Linked DNA regions of Homo sapiens: region 1 is linked to region 2. Evidence: chromatin loops called from intact Hi-C (ENCODE). Cell type or tissue: endothelial cell of umbilical vein. All regions are shown on one strand. Links, peaks and the distances in the headings refer to the core of each region. The heading gives the core; the rest is flanking DNA.

What was found. A loop is a pair of places that touch in the nucleus more often than their neighbours do. Peaks named below come from ENCODE experiments on the same cell type or tissue, not always from the same donor. Only the 100,000 strongest peaks of a DNase experiment are listed, where the experiment ranks them.
Region 1: it touches region 2 in a loop (10-fold over the local background); 14 of 110 quality-filtered maps call a loop at or near these places.

What each region holds. Positions count from the first base shown.
Region 1 is chr15:101,273,023-101,281,000 of GRCh38, reverse strand. SELENOS (selenoprotein S) reads left to right here and starts at 3,516. Exons shown (of 6, transcript NM_018445.6): 1 at 3,516-3,659; 2 at 4,326-4,460; 3 at 5,640-5,746; 4 at 6,320-6,409; 5 at 6,506-6,581. The coding sequence starts at 3,584. RefSeq lists a silencer at 3,311-3,640. In endothelial cell of umbilical vein, for the core only: a CTCF peak has its summit at 4,311; DNase peaks (open chromatin) are centred at 3,470 and 4,210; H3K4me3 peaks cover 1,639 bases; H3K27ac peaks cover 883 bases.
Region 2 is chr15:101,636,960-101,644,803 of GRCh38, reverse strand. It overlaps TM2D3 (TM2 domain containing 3), which reads left to right. Exons shown (of 6, transcript NM_078474.3): 6 at 2,160-2,956. The coding sequence ends at 2,325. Among named protein-coding and RNA genes, the nearest start is that of TM2D3, 11 kb to the left of the region's middle. RefSeq lists a silencer at 3,362-3,521. In endothelial cell of umbilical vein, for the core only: a CTCF peak has its summit at 3,436 (motif pointing right); DNase peaks (open chromatin) are centred at 2,713 and 3,463; H3K27ac peaks cover 1,660 bases.

The sequences.
Region 1 (7,978 bases), core at 2,072-6,071, 360 kb after region 2:
CCCCTTAGCCACGACAGTCTTAATCCCATCTTGTTGCATATACTTTTGTGAAAAGCTTGGCACTTTATCAGTTAGCTCTTGCTGCAATAATGCTGTATAACAATCCACCCGAAAACTCAGGGTTTTGTTTGTTGTTTTTTTTTTGAGACGGAGTCTTGCTCTGTCCCCCAGGCTGGAGTGCAGTGGCGCGATCTCGGCTCACTGCAAGCTCCGCCTCCTGGGTTCACAGCATTCTCCTGCCTCAGCCTCCCAAGTAGCTGGGACTACAGGCGTCCGCCATCACGCCCGGCTAATTTTTTGTATTTTTAGTAGAGATGGGGTTTCACTGTGTTAGCCAGGATGGTGTCAATCTCCTGACCTCATGATCCTCCCGCCTCGGCCGCCCAAAGTGCTGGGATTACAGGCGTGAGCCACCACGCCTGGCCAAACTCAGGGGTTTTAATCAACAACACTATTATGTAGTTGGCTCTGCTTATCACTGTAGGTCTGGATTAACTGGGGTGGCTTGGTTTCTTTACAGGTCTCAGATAAGCCAGCTCACCCGGCAAAGGCACAAGAAATAAACACTAGGAGCTTCTTAAGGCCTACCTACACTCAAAACTGACACACTTATTTCTGCCCACTTGATATTAACCAAAGCAAGCCACCTCGCCAAGTACAAAGTCAAAGGATGATGGGGAAATATACTCCTTTGACCTTGCCATAGCAAGGATATGGCTGTGAGAAGGAGTGACAAATTAGGGCCACTCTTTCAGCCTCGGCCAATCATTTAGCCTACAACAGTCAGTGATAGGTGGCAGCCCTGGTTACTGTCCACCTTTGTCCTCTTTTTGCAAATAATACCTGAGCAATTACATTGAGCAAAGTGTTTGTTGAAATACCTTTCCAGTTCTAGACAAGCCAAGCCAGGTGAGGTTATAACACCTGATTAAAGGGACAAAGGTAACAAATTCCTGGCTAGGATGAGTAACTTCTATCAATAGGACCATAAGATCAATGTGCTAGGAACTGAAAAGCCATCATCCATGCATTCAAATAATATCTATTAGATTTTAGTGGAATATATGCATTATATGTATATATGTATACAATAGTTCACAATAGTTTACAAGGATACTTTGGTTTTCTATATGCTTAGAATGTGCATTATTTTCATGAGTTAATACTGGTTTCCATTTTATATCGCAAAGTCCTGAGTGAAAAGGATTGTTGCCTTTTTTTAATGATAGAACCTAAAATGTTACAATTTATTCCATCTTTGTGATTACAGACATTACAGGATAAGGTAGCTAAACAAGGCAAATAAAGCAAACGTTCCCTTCATTTAATCAGATGCAACATTTTGGCATTTTTATACTGTGCACGTTGACTTTAATTCATTGACATGGATTGAAAGCCGGCAACAACAAATCTTTGCAATTTAGGATCTTCTTCCATAACTAAGTTTTGTGGGTTTTTTTTCTTTTCTTTTCTTTCTTTTTTAGACAGTCTTGCTCTGTCATCCAGGCTGTGGAGTGCAGTGGTACAATCTTAGCTCACTGCAACCTCTGCCTCCCAGGTTCAAGCGATTCTCCTGCCTCAGCCTCCCTAGTAGCTGGGATTACAGGCGCCCGCCATCACACCTGGCTAATTTTTGTATTTTTAGTAGAGACAGGGTTTCACCATGTTAGCCAGGCTGGTCTTGAACTCCTGACCTCAGGTGATCCATGCACCTCGGCCTCCCAAAGTGCTGGGATTACAGGCGTGAGCCACCGTGCCTGGCCAAATTTTTTTGTAGAGATGGGATCTTGCTGTGTTGCCCAGGCTGGTCTTGAACTCCTGGCCTCAAGTGATCCTCCTGCCTCAGCCTCCTAAAGTGCAATAGGATTACAGGCAAGAGCCACCACTCCTGGCCCACTGCAACATTCTTGAAGCTCTCAAGTCTTCATCTGACACCTTGTCAAGATGGGGAACTCTTGTGTTAAACCATCCTGTTAAGTTACTGTATAAAAATAAAACTGCTCCCAAGCATTGATTGAAACTGTTTTGGTATGAGTTTCCTGAGAGAAAAGTGAGGCCCTAACCATTTTTTTCCATGAACTATGACCCCAGTACGGTATACCTAATGTCCTTCACAGCCTAACAAAATAGTTGAGGCAACCCTGCTCATCCTGTCTAGTTTATCAGTATTTAGATGTAAGGCGGATTTAAAGCTAATCTGGGACTGAGAATTGCAACTAATTCCATAGAAGTCATTCAATTTAGCACATAAATGTTCCTGCAAGATGCCAGAGCAAGTGAGAAATCATCTGTAGCAAAGCAAAGAGTGGTGATGGTTCATCACCTTTTACAACGGAAAGGCAAACATGAAGAAGGAAATTCTCCCTCCTAAAATTCCTCATTAAATCGATAAGCTATCTTCACAGCCTTTATGGATAACATCCAGAGTCCTCGGTTCATCTGAGGAGTCCATTTTCAAGGTGGCCAACAGGGAAGAAGAGCTTTCAGGCTTCTCTTTGCTATGGCTCATGAATGCCAGGTCCCCTTTATTGCTTTCTGAACACACTGCTGGGAAAGCTTGATGAGGTCAGTGCTCAAATCCCTGCAGCTGTCCCCCTTGAGGAACTTCTTGGCAAACCTGCATTGAAGAAACACTGATTGCGTTCACGCTTCATGTCATGGTTTGCCTTCCCCACACTGCTCCTGGCGACAGTGGTGACGCAGCACTCGGATGTTGTCACCTATTCATTATTTTTTCAGTTCTATTCCCAATTCCCAACCCTTCTTTTGAAACACAGCTAGGTATGTGCACTTCAAATGCTCCAGAAAAACCCAAGGTCACATTTCAAATAGGATGGTTATGGTCACCATAAAGGTGGTGACGTTTGAGTGGTGGAAGAGGGTGCGGGACGGCGTTGCAGGCAGAGGAACACAGCCAGGACACTATTATAAGTAACTCTGTGATCGTGTCTTGTGGTGATACAGTATAATTCAACACAGGTTAGAGCAGTTACTATGATCGTTCTTTCCTAAAAGGCTTTGATTTTGGAGAAAGAACCTTGAGGATCGGTGGGGACTTTCTTGGCCTGAAAGGTATCACCAGCAGCAGGAGCAGGAGGCTGCTCACATTTCGTGTCTTCACTTGGGGTGGACGTTGGCTGCAACCCTCAAATGCTGGGAGTCGTCAACCAACTGAGCCCTGTTGTCCAATGTGCCCCGGGCAAGGATGTGGGTGCAAATCCTGCTTCCGGGCGACCACTGACTTCCTTGGCTTCAGTGTCCAATTAGAAAAAAAAAAGAAAGTAGAAATTCGGTAAGAAATCCGTGAACGAGGTCCGTCCTCCACCCCCGACTCAAGCCAAGAGATAGCACAGAACGTTCCCACACGCGCTGTCCCGGCCCCGGCGAGCGTAGCCGGGATTTCTCCCCCGCCACGCCCCTCGGCCACGCCCCCCTGCGTTTGGCCCAGCGACGGGGCGGGGTCGGCCTGCGATTGGCCGGGACCACGACCGCGTCCGGGCGCGCCACGTGTGCGTAGGAGCGCACCGGAAGCGCCCGGCTGGAGGCGCGGCGGCAGGGCTGGGCGGCGGCGGCGGCGGCGGTCATGGAACGCCAAGAGGAGTCTCTGTCCGCGCGGCCGGCCCTGGAGACCGAGGGGCTGCGCTTCCTGCACACCACGGGTGAGTCGTTGCGGGGCAGCCGGGCGCGCGCCGCCACTTTTGCGACGCGCAGCCATGATGGGTGGGTCGTCCGCCGCTGCACCGGGCGCCGGAGCCTGGGAGGCCTGGGAACGGTCGGGCGTTGGCGCTTACGCGGACCTTGGGCAGCAGGCCCGGACCTTGCGCGGAGGCTTCTCGGGAGCCGCACTTCCCTGGGCGGCTCGGCTGTCCCTTGTTTGCGCAAGTCTTTTTTGCGAACCAAGCCCTTCCTGTGGTAGTTACTGGGGTCACTCGGCCGTTGGCGTTTGCCTCTGGGACCCGTCCCACACAGCCCCATACACACTCCTGACTCCCCGCGCTGTCACCCCTTTCTATGTGGCTCTGAAAGGCCTTTGCCTTCCTGATTCAGATTAGTTGCTCTTCATTCTTCAAAACCCAGTTGCTGTGCCCTCCACACTCTAACTGCCCCCGACTCCCCAGATGGTTGGGAAGTCTCACTTCTCAGTGATCCCTGAATTGTCGCACTTCTTGAGTTCGTGTTTTAACGATCTACTTAGGAGGCTTTTTCCTCAGCCTAGACCATGAAGGCTTTGAGGGCAGGAGTTACACTTTGTGTTTGTTGAGTCTTATGGAAAGGTCAACTAGTAGTGTCATTTTTAGTTTTTTGAAAACTGTTTTTCTTTTCAGTGGGCTCCCTGCTGGCCACCTATGGCTGGTACATCGTCTTCAGCTGCATCCTTCTCTACGTGGTCTTTCAGAAGCTTTCCGCCCGGCTAAGAGCCTTGAGGCAGAGGCAGCTGGACCGAGCTGCGGCTGCTGTGGGTTAGTGCCTGATAACCGAAATGAAAGCGGTGGTTTTGCACCTCCTTTATATTAAGAGTTAGTCTCTTAGTAAAAGTAAGAGGGGCCACACAGGAAGACCCTGTCTCTATTTAAAAAAAAAAAAAATAGCCGGGAGTGGCGGCACGCACCTGTAGTCCCAGCTGCTCAGGAGGCTGAGGCGGGATAATCACTTGAGTCCAGGGAGTCAAAGCTGCAGTGGGCTATGCTCGGGCCACACTACACTCCAGCCTGGGCAATTGATTGAGACCTTGTCTTTAAAAAAAAAAAAAAAAAAAAAGTAGGAAGTATATGGTTCTCGGTGGGGCGCGGTGGCTCACACCTGTAATCCCAGCACTTTGGGAAGCCGAGGCAGGAGGATGACTTGAGGTCAGGGGTTCGAGAACAGCCTGGCCAACATGGTGAAACCCTGTCTCTACTAAAAATACAAATATTAGTGGGGCGTGGTGACGGGCACCTGTAATCCCAGCTATTAGGGTGGCTGAGGCAGGAGAAATCGCTTGAACCTGGGAGCTGGAGATTGCAGTGAGCTGAGATTGTGCCACTGCACTCCAGCCTGGGCAACAGAGTGAGACTGTCTTTTCTTTCTTTTTTTTTTTTTTTTCTATGAGATGGAGTCTAGCCTTGTTGCAAAGAGCGAGACTCTATGAGTAGACGTTATGAATAGAAATGAGTTCATTTCTATTCATAATGCTATTTGGAAGGATTTTTCTTTTCTGTAGAAACAAATACTTAAGAATCTTCTGCGCTAATTAAGGGATGGATAATGATTTAGAAAACTTTATATTTCCTTGGTAGTCTTCCAGGATTCTAGTCAGCCTAGAGACTGTGGGTGTCACTGAGGTATCCAAGATGTGCTCTGTGTGGCCACTATCCCAGGCTTTATGAATCGGAATTGCTCAGGGGAACTCAGAAATTGGCATTTCTAACAGATTTCTGGTGATGTAGATATTTCGGGCTAAAATCCGTGGCTCAGCAACAGACCCCTGCCCCCTGAAGCAGTAAAATGTATGCAGAGGGGTTAGGAGTACTTATGTAAAAATATGTTGTTTCATTGTCTGATATCCATACCTCTTTATACTTTTAATAATATGGACACTCAAAAGTTTCTATTTTATATTGTACACAGTGCTTTATCTCCATTTTTTTCTGACATTTTAGAACCTGATGTTGTTGTTAAACGACAAGAAGCTTTAGCAGCTGCTCGACTGAAAATGCAAGAAGAACTAAATGCGCAAGTTGAAAAGCATAAGGAAAAACTGAAACAAGTATGAACTGGTTTCAGTTTGAATGTGTGCATAGAAATTGTCTGAGGTTTAGTGGCTAACGATGCCTGTGTCTGTGTTGTCTATAAGCTTCTAGGACCAGGTCCTATCCCATTAGATTCAATAAGCATTTCAGTTCCTACCATGTAAGTATTGGTGATATCAAGAAGAATACACGATTGTTAGGGAACACTAGATGTGTGAATATATTACCATGAAAGGTCCAGAGCACAAAAGGAGGGACAGGCTGGAGCAGGGAGCATGTGAGTGTGTGTGTGCATGTGCCTGTGTCTTCCCCATTACCAAAAATGTCCTGACAGGAGTGAGTTTCAGAAGAATGGAGTCAGTAATCTTTTTCATGAAACATTTTGCTTTCTTTAATAGTGTACAAAAACCAAAGCTGCTCTATGTGAGTTAAACTCACACTACCAGATCACAACAGTTTTATTAACTAAAGAAAACGAGGGTGAAGTTTGTTCTGAAAGACATTTAAATTAAGAATTATCAGAGTTAGCTTTGTCTTTGAGAGAAATGGCAGCTTCTGAATTCTTTCTGTAAAATGTGATTGTTTCTCAGCTTGAAGAAGAAAAAAGGAGACAGAAGATTGAAATGTGGGACAGCATGCAAGAAGGAAAAAGTTACAAAGGAAATGCAAAGAAGCCCCAGGTGACTGGAGACCTCGGCCGGCTGGCATGCGGTAGATGAAGATTGCCAAGTAGAATGTTTTAATTGCTTCTTACACTACTGTGTGTGTTCAAACAGGAGGAAGACAGTCCTGGGCCTTCCACTTCATCTGTCCTGAAACGGAAATCGGACAGAAAGCCTTTGCGGGGAGGAGGTAAGCACCACTGATGTCAAATGTTAACAGATTTTCAACACTTACAGGATATAGTTACCTTTTAGGAACAAGATTGTTTGTTTCTTTGTCCATAAATTAAGACTAATTCCTTAGGATTGTGAAGATTCAATAAAGGAAACAGATGCAAATCACCTCCTAGGTCCTCACTAAGTACTTAGAAGGATTGTACTTATAGTATTCTAACTTGATCCTTCTGCAGCCCCGTAGAGGGAGAGCTAAGTAGGGTGAGGAATTGTCTGCCAATCTTCAGATGAGTGTCAAGGAGCTGGAACACAGTGGTTTTGGTCTTTCTGGCTGGGACCACCTTGTTTCTTGCAAATAACAAGGAGTAGCAGACAGATGCTCATCCAAAGCTGCTTCCTGTGTGCAGCACTGCCCCGGGGACTCTGGATGATGCCACAGCAGTCTGTCTTCATCCCATCCCTGAGAATTTCAAATCTGGGAAGATGGGACTCACAAACGAAAATAAGCAATCCTTGGTGATTCTGGCTAAGAGTTGCAAGTTACTGCTGAGGAAGGAAAGAACAAACACACTAGAACACTGTAGGAACCAAGGCGGAAGATTTTGTATCCTCCATAGGAGGAGAGGGGCACCGCAGAGGCCCTGATGGTGTCTTTGAGGACTGAGGAAAGACTGGGGCATGGGCTCCAAGGCAGCAGGGCCACAGACTTGGCTGACCTTAAACGCTGAGCTGTAATCCCCTTTGTGTCAGAAGACTAAACCTGGCTTGCTGTAGAGAAGGTGATGCATCTGGAAAGAAAATGCTATTTTTAAATGGTCCTGCCGGAAGCTTATTTTTAGACACATAGAGGTGATATTTAGGAGAGGAATGGAAATCGTAGAAGATGGAATGCAGGGTGTGCTTGCCTGCACGGCCTCTTTCAGCATCCCCAGCATTTCTGAGCTGGGACTTTTGACTAGCCTGGCTTTACAAATAAGGAAACTGAGGCACAGTGTTTAATTGCCCAAAGATTCCACTATAAGTAAGGAGTAAAAGTAACATTTAAGTTCTGGGTGGCCCTAGAACCTTAGCACTCAACCAGGTTACCAGTTGTGCACTGACTTTGGGAAGCTCATGAGGGAGTGGGGTGGTTGGGGGTAGGGAAGGATACAGAAGACCCCGTTCTGACTGGTAGAAGTGACAAGTTTGACTCTTGATTTTTTTTAATCTGTTTTCTGTAGCGTGAACAGCCCTTATTTGAATGTATGAGTTTTAGTAAGCACTGTGATAGGAGGATTCATATACTTAAATCAGGCCCTCTTGAGAGAGTTTTTTGGTGACCCTTTTGCATGTGTTTCGGAGGTTGGGACAAAGAAGCTGAATGACTTTTTTCCCCACCAGACAATCAGTTCAAATGGCAATCACAATATAAAG
Region 2 (7,844 bases), core at 1,754-5,753:
TTTATGATGTATATCTTTAATTTTAAGTAACTATTATAAAAAGTAATACATGATGAACACTGAAAACTGGAAAAATGAAAATGACAAAAACATTAAAAATTACCTATAATTTCATCAGCAGCAGATAATTATAGGCTTATATTTCTTACATAGAAATGTGCTGTTTGTTAAACTTCTCAACAGTACTTTAAGAAATTATAGCAGTTCTTCCCACCAAAGGGAAGGGCAGGTAAGACCCTGGTTAACTGATTAGTGAAAAGGTTACGCTGCCTACACTTGAAGTTTTGAGTTCGTGCCTGAGACCCTGAGGCCTGCAGCATTGCAGCCATAGGGCAGGATTTCTCAGCCTCATCACTGCTGACGTTCTGGGCTGAATGAGTTTTTGTCTTGGGGCTGTGCTGTGCATAGCAGGGTGTTGAGCAGCATCACTGGCCTCTACCTACTACTTGTCAGTAGCAAACCCCCCATCCCTTGCAGCTGTGACAGTGTGTCTCCAGATGTTGCCAGGTGTCCCCTAGGGGACAAAATTGCCCCTTGCTGAGAACCACTGCATTAGAATTTGAGCTGAGGAAAGAAGGATCTTGCCTGGCAGGAAAAGTGTAACTGAAAAGTAAAAGAGGGTGCCAGGATAGAAAATGAGACTAACAAAAATAAGATAGGGCGGGCGCGATGGCTCACACCTGTAATCCCAGCGCTTTGGGAGGCCGAGGCTGGCGGATTGCTTGAGGTCAGGAGTTCAAGACCAGCCTGGCCAACATGGTGAAACCCCATCTCTACCAAAAATACAAAAGCCTGCCATCGTGGTTCATGTCTGTGGTTCCAGCTGCGTGGTAGGCTGCAATGGGAAGATCACTTGAGCCCAGGAGGAGGAGGCTGCAGTGAGCTGGCATTGCACCACTGCACTCCAGCCTCAGTGACAGAGTGAGATTCTGTCTCAAAAAAAAAGATTAGTAACCATTGCTGACAATGGTTCAAATTAACAACTGGCTTTTTAAAAAAATAAATAAATGTTTGAAACTTGGAATAATTTTAATTTACAGAAAAGTTGCAAAGATAGTAGAGTTCTTATATACCCCTAACCTGGTTTCCCTACATTGTTAACCTCTTACAGTACTATACTGTAACATACTTTCAACAATTAAAACTTCTCAGCACTCAACATGGTTTTTTTTTTTTTTTGCTTTTTTTTTTTTTTTTTTTTTTTAACGGAGTCTCTCTCTGTCACCCAGGCTGGAGTGCAGTGGCTCAATCTCGGCTTACTGCAAGCTCCACCTCCCAGGTTCACGCCATTCTCCTGCCTCAGCCTCCCGAGCAGCTGGGACTACAGGCGCCCGCCACCACGCCTGGCTAATTTTTTGTATTTTTAATAGAGACAGGGTTTCACCGTGTTAGCCAGGATGGTCTGGATCTCCTGACCTTGTGATCCGCCTGCCTCAGCCTCCCAGAGTGCTGGGATGACAGGCGTGAGCCACCGCGCCCGGCAACATGGTTTCTTTTAAAATCATCACTGTAATGAGATGATGCCCAAGGTTTGCTTCAGGGTACTCTGGAGGGGAAAGAGGAGGGTTTTGATGAAACACAGCTGGCCAAGTGTTGATTATTGGAGCTGAGTCATGGGTACTGTTCTCTTTACTTTTTATTGTTAGGTGTTTAGAAATTTTCCATAATATAGTTTCAGTATTATTAGATCTTAGAATTTAAAAGATCCTTAAATCTTTTAAGGATTTATTCCTAACATTAAGATTTTAGAGATGAATGAAAAAATAGACTGAAAACATGGATGACTTGATCCAGGTCGTCCAGGTGGTGGTGAGCTCCTCCTGACTCCAGCCCTGACCCCGTGTTAGTGCACTTCCTGTTAGACTGGGTCTTTGCTTTATTTTGACTAAAAAGCAATGAGATTGATAACTTTAAAAAAAGAAAACATTGGTTTTTTAGTACAGCTAAAAATTGTATGTTTACTTTTGACATTTAAACTGTCTTCCTGCCCGTAATTATTTGGTGGTGTCAGTTTGTGAAATAGTCACTTGTGTTCCAGTTAAGGGCTACGATCAGGGGAAGCCCTTTCTCAAATCTGACATAATGTGGTGATTAAACCGTGACTGGCCACAGCTGGGGTGGAGGTGGTCTCATGGAATCCTGTCTGTTTGCCATCGCAGCATCACCCTCGGTGGGTTTGGAGCAGACCGTTTCTACCTGGGCCAGTGGCGGGAAGGCCTCGGCAAGCTCTTCAGCTTCGGTGGCCTGGGAATATGGACGCTGATAGACGTCCTGCTCATTGGAGTTGGCTATGTTGGACCAGCAGATGGCTCTTTGTACATTTAGCTGTGGTGTGTGCTTCAGAAAGGAGCAGGGCTTAGAAAAAGCCCTTTTGTCCGTAGGAGTTGATGTGGTGTGAGTGATATATTTCTATGTTTTTAATGTACAGCATCTGTACTTTGTTTGCCTTGATAAAGGTAAGATAAATGAAACGCTGAACTATGCTAATCTGGAATTTGTTTTTATTTGCCTGAAATATATTTTTTTCTGTGAAAAAATTAAAACGTACTTAAGCCAGGAGAATGAATTATACAGTGATTGAAAATCCATTTAATTCCTATGACTTTTGTTTTGTATTGCCCAAGTCAAACTACATCACTTGTATCTCCAGCCCAAATGTAGTCTGCCTTGAAAAGTCTTTCAGCTGTGACTGCAGGAAGTGGGAGTGTTTTTATTGTTAGCTAATTGCTGTGACTGCAGGAAGTGGGAGTGTTTCTGTTGTTGGCTAATTGAAGTTATTAGGCTCAGCTTCAGTCATGTGTAAGTTTTGCAGTGTAATACATATGTAGTCTGGTCTGTATATATGAAAATTTGAATTAAACTGCAGAATGTTTATGTCTAGTTATGGTTTAAATTTTCTTAGTAGTATATAAAAGGTAAGAGTACTGAAAAATTAATAAAATTGCAAGTTAAGAAATACTGTGGGCCTGTTTTCTATATTAAATATAATCTTGAATAATCATTACAACTTACCTTTATTGTTAAGAATAACATTTTTATCTTTCAGGGCATTACTCCATTCTAACAGAGTCATAATTGGCTGGTTTATTGACACAGTGGAAATATATAAATGTTTTTGAGTATAGATCTGTTATAGACCCTTTATCGGGGAAAAAAAACTCAGTTATTCAAAAAGATTTTTACTCAAGCTTGCTTTTGAAACATTTAAAAACTTAGCATTTTTTCTTTCAAATGTGGGTATCTGAGTTACTGCTTTTTAAACACTTGTGTGTATTATCCAGAAGACTGTTAACCACCATATCATATCTAGAAGCTATAAAATATCTGCATATTTCATTCAGCAGATGATTTATTGATTTCAGTTTACCTGAAAGGTTTCAGTGATCACTTGCTGCTGTTTAAAGCACAGTCCTTTTCTTAGTTGAGTGACAGTTCCATCTCTCGTCGCTAGGTGGCGCATCCCCATTACATTTGCTTCCCCATTCTAGTTCCAGAAACAGAAAAAAAAACTGGTTTTGTTTTGTTTTGTTTACGAGGAACTTGTCACAGAGCATGAGCAGTTCTTCAGGATGGGAGTAACCCGGTTTATGTGGACCTTTCTTTCTGAGAGCAAAGACACACTTTTTGTATCCGTTAAACTGTTGATTGAGCAGGTGTTTCTTTAGAAGACGATCTTTTCTTCAAGAAGTAGCCCCTTTGCTAACTATAATAAAAATGTCTCCTGAGTCTCCTTATGTAGCTCTGTGTAGAAGAGAATCTAATACTTCCCTGTTGAGCAACCATGCAAGGTGGAACCAGGGAGTCGGTGGGAAGTTAGTAGGAAGTATGCATTGCCCTTGGTGGAAATAGGTAACAGCATCCTTGATTAACCATTTTTGTGGCTCTGGGGCCTGAATTAGATAATGAAGCTGCAGTGTCTGAGAGTAAAGCTCAAAGATTCAGAATCCATGAAAGGAGGCATAAATGAACTTGTTCCCAAATCCTAAAAAGTTTGCACAAGGGCATAGCCCTTGGAACCTGAAGGATGTAAGCCAGTCAGGAATGCTTCAGATCAAGGACTTTGATAGAGCTGATGGCCTGAGACAGAACTAGCAGGAAATACGAAGAGATTTTCAAATAGTACAAACAAATTTATGAACGATGAACTCATACACAGCCCCAAAAAGAAACTGCAAAGTAAAACTATACTTTCAAAGGGCACTAGGGAGTGTGGGTGCAATCTCTTGTAGCAAATCCCATGGGCCTCTGCTGGCAGCAAAATGCCATGTTGGAGTCTGACCTTCAGGTTCTATTCCTCTGCTGTCTTAGATTTTCAGGATTGCTATAACAATACCATAAACGGCGTGGCTTAACAACAGAAATTTATTTCTTAAGAGTTCTGGAAGCTAGAAAGTCCAAGATGAAGGTGCTGGTAAATTTGGTATCTGGTGAGGGCCTTCTTCCTCATAACATCTTCTCACATCCTCACATGGTAGAGGCAGGGAAGATCTCTCTGGGGCCTCTTCTATAAGGGCACTAATCCCAATCCTGAGAGCTCCACCCTCATGACCTGATCACCTCCCAAAGGTCCCACCTCCTGATACCATCATTACAGTGGTGAGGATTTCCACATGTGAATTTGGGGTGGAAAAGACACAAATACTCAGTCCATCATGTGTGAGCTATGGGCTCTGACCCAGGGATATGATTAGATAGCCATCCTGTTCACACAGGTTGGGAACCATATCAGTCAACCATCCTCTATTGATAGTTCTCTAGACACTCAGAATTTATCACTGCAGCAGGCCATCTGTCATGATTTCCCCTTAAGAATCTCTACCTTGCTTTGTCAGCTCTCTTCCATTTACCCCAGTAATGCCTCACGGGAAGGTGCTGGGTTATTTATGTCTACCCCCTCCATTGTCCCTAGAACAATGCCGTGCACACAGAGGCTCTCATTTATTTGCTGAGTTAATGCCACGGGTGTCCTCAAGGTTTTGAAGGGACTGTGTACAATTCCAGGGACTGGCAGTTGAGGTGGCTGCAAGGAGATAATATATAGAAATTGGCTTCAAGTAAATATTTGTCTGTAACACCATGTTGATCTGATTTCTGCAAATTGCTGAGGAACAACTGGTTTATGGTGCGTATAAAAAGATTTTTTCAAAGATCTTATGCTTCAAGATTTTAAAATGTAAAAATACCTTCTCTATGCCACACAACTTCATTTCTCTGTACTTTTTTTTTAATGCCTTATGCCAGACTTGCATTTATTTTGGGCATATATCATCAGCTACGGAATATGCAAATGATTTTAATTCATCCTGTAAGCAATGAGTGGAAAATGAGCTGTACCTGATGCAGCTTCTCAAATACAACATTGAAAAAGCCTGAAAATGAAGGCACTACATAAGTAGAATATGCATAAAAAGGAAAAAAAAAAACACCCAGGAAAAATGGAGGCAGATTCCTCCGCTCCTGCTCTAAAGCTTCCCCTCTGTTCTGCCCTTTTGGTAGAGTATGAAGTGTCACATGAATGTTAGGGGGTAGACACATTTTTTAAACTTTTATTGTATATACATCGTATGCGTTTCTTTCATGGTAAGAGCACTTAAAATCTACTCTTAGCAAATTTATAATATGATAACTGTAGTGATGCTATGCACTAGACCTATTGGTTAATTTTGTAACCTAGGCAAATTTGATTTAAATTCTTTTAAATGTATTGAAATTGTCTTCCATAAACACAACACTTTTATGCAAAATACGCTTTGATGGAGACACGTGGACATAATTTACTAAGGCTCCACGAAGGCAGGGCTCTGGTTCTCTGCTGTAGCTCAGCTCTGAGAGCCCTGCCGGCCATGCAGCAGGTGCACAGTGACTAGGAGTTTGATGAATGAGTAAGGAGGAATTGCTGGGAGTAAGCTAAACACCTAAAAGTATTGCTGAGAATTTTTAAAGTGGTAGAGTGCAGCTGGATTGCAGCATCTCCCTTCTCAAATACTTAAATGATAAACACACTGTAGGAAAAGCCAGCACCTCCTTCCTGCCCAAAACCAGCAAACAAATGAAAACTCCACAGCGAACAAGCAAAAGGATACAGCCAAATGCCAAAAACGTCAAAAAATTGTGAATACAGGGAAAAAAAATTATTGCTCAGGTGTGTAAGATTACTCCCGCAAATGGCCCTGCTGGCGCAACAAAACTCAGAAAGTCTCACTGGAGGCCAGACGTGGTGGCTCACACCTGCAATCCCAGCACTTTGAGAGTCCGAGGCGGGCAGATCACCTGAGGCTAGGAGTTCGAGACCAGCCTGGCCAACATGGTGAAACCCCCGTCTCTACTAAAAATACAAAACAATTAGGTGGGCGTGGTGGCAGGTGCCTGTAATCCCAGCTACTCAGGAGGCTGAGGCAGGAGAATTGCTTGAACCTGGGAGGCAGAGGCTGCTGTGAGCCGAGATCATACCATTGCACTCCAGCCTGGGCAACAAGAGCGAAACTCTGTCTCCAAAAAAAAAAAAGGTGGGGGGGTCTCACTGGTGAGGAAAAACAGGTTAATTCGGAGAAAGAGAGGTATCTATATCTTTCTCCTGTTACTGCTGGGGGAAGTGAAAAGGGCTGCTGGGAAGAGACCAGTGAGAGAGGGCTCGTGAACAAACAGGAGGGACTCTGATGGGTTCAGGGGTTCCCTGCTGAACCAGATAAAGGATCCAAAGCCTGGGGTGACCCCCAGGGGTCATTGCATCATTCCCTGGGGAGGAAACTTTGATTCAGGACATTTAGAAAATCCTAGTCAAGAAACCAGAGACCAGATATTCTAGCAAAGATATAGTCTCAGCTGAGCTTTTCCCTGCCTCACTCCTAGCTATCAGGGCACGGAATGTAGAATAGAACACAAAATACAACTTGCAAAATGCTCGAAGAGAAAACCAAGGGAATTTGTTCACATATTATGAAGTTGTCCTTTTACATGAGAACAAAATGAAATGACTCACCACCCACTAGAATGACTATAATAAAAGGCATTCTTAACCTGCCTGCGCAACGTAGTTACGCCTGTCTCTAAAAAAAATAAATAAAAATAAGCAGGTGTGCGCCTGTGGTCCCAGCTACTTGGGAAGCTGAGGTGGGAGCGATCTTTGAGCCCAGGAGGTGGAGTTACAGTTAGCTACTGAGGACTAAACTCTGACCTTTTTTCCCTCTTGCCCAAATTCCTATCTAAGGGGCTGGGGAGTTGCACCTTATAAAATCTCAAAGCAGTTTTATTTAACCCTATGTGATGTGGCTTACTTTCCAACCTGACTCTGGCATAACATCACATGACAGATAAATCAAAATATTTTAACCCCAAATATGTTTCTTTGCCATATCTTGAAATGGCCCCGCATAGCTGTCTCTTGGAAAAATCTACATTCTGCAAAGAATCCCCTTCCCTTTCAGGTCTTTTCCCTGACACAGCAGAGAATCAGTCACAAATCTGGCACCTTTTTCAGTCTAAGAAACATTTCCAATCTATTCTCTCTGAAGCTCGCAATCTGGAGGCTTCATCTGCATGATAAGAACCTTGGTCTCCACAATCCCTTATCATAACCCAGACACTCCCCTCTGTTGATTAGAGGTCTTTAGACAATAACACTTTCAACCAATTGCCAATTAGAAAATCCTTGAATCTACCCATGATCTGGAAGCCCCTGCTTCGAGCTGTCCTGCCTTTCCAGATGGAACCAGTCTGCATCTTACATGTATTGACTGGTGTCTTATGTCTCCCTAAAATGTATAAATTCAAGCTGTAGCCGGACCACACCGGGCACATGTTCTTAGGACCTCTTGATACTGTGCCTCACTCATATTTGGTTCGGA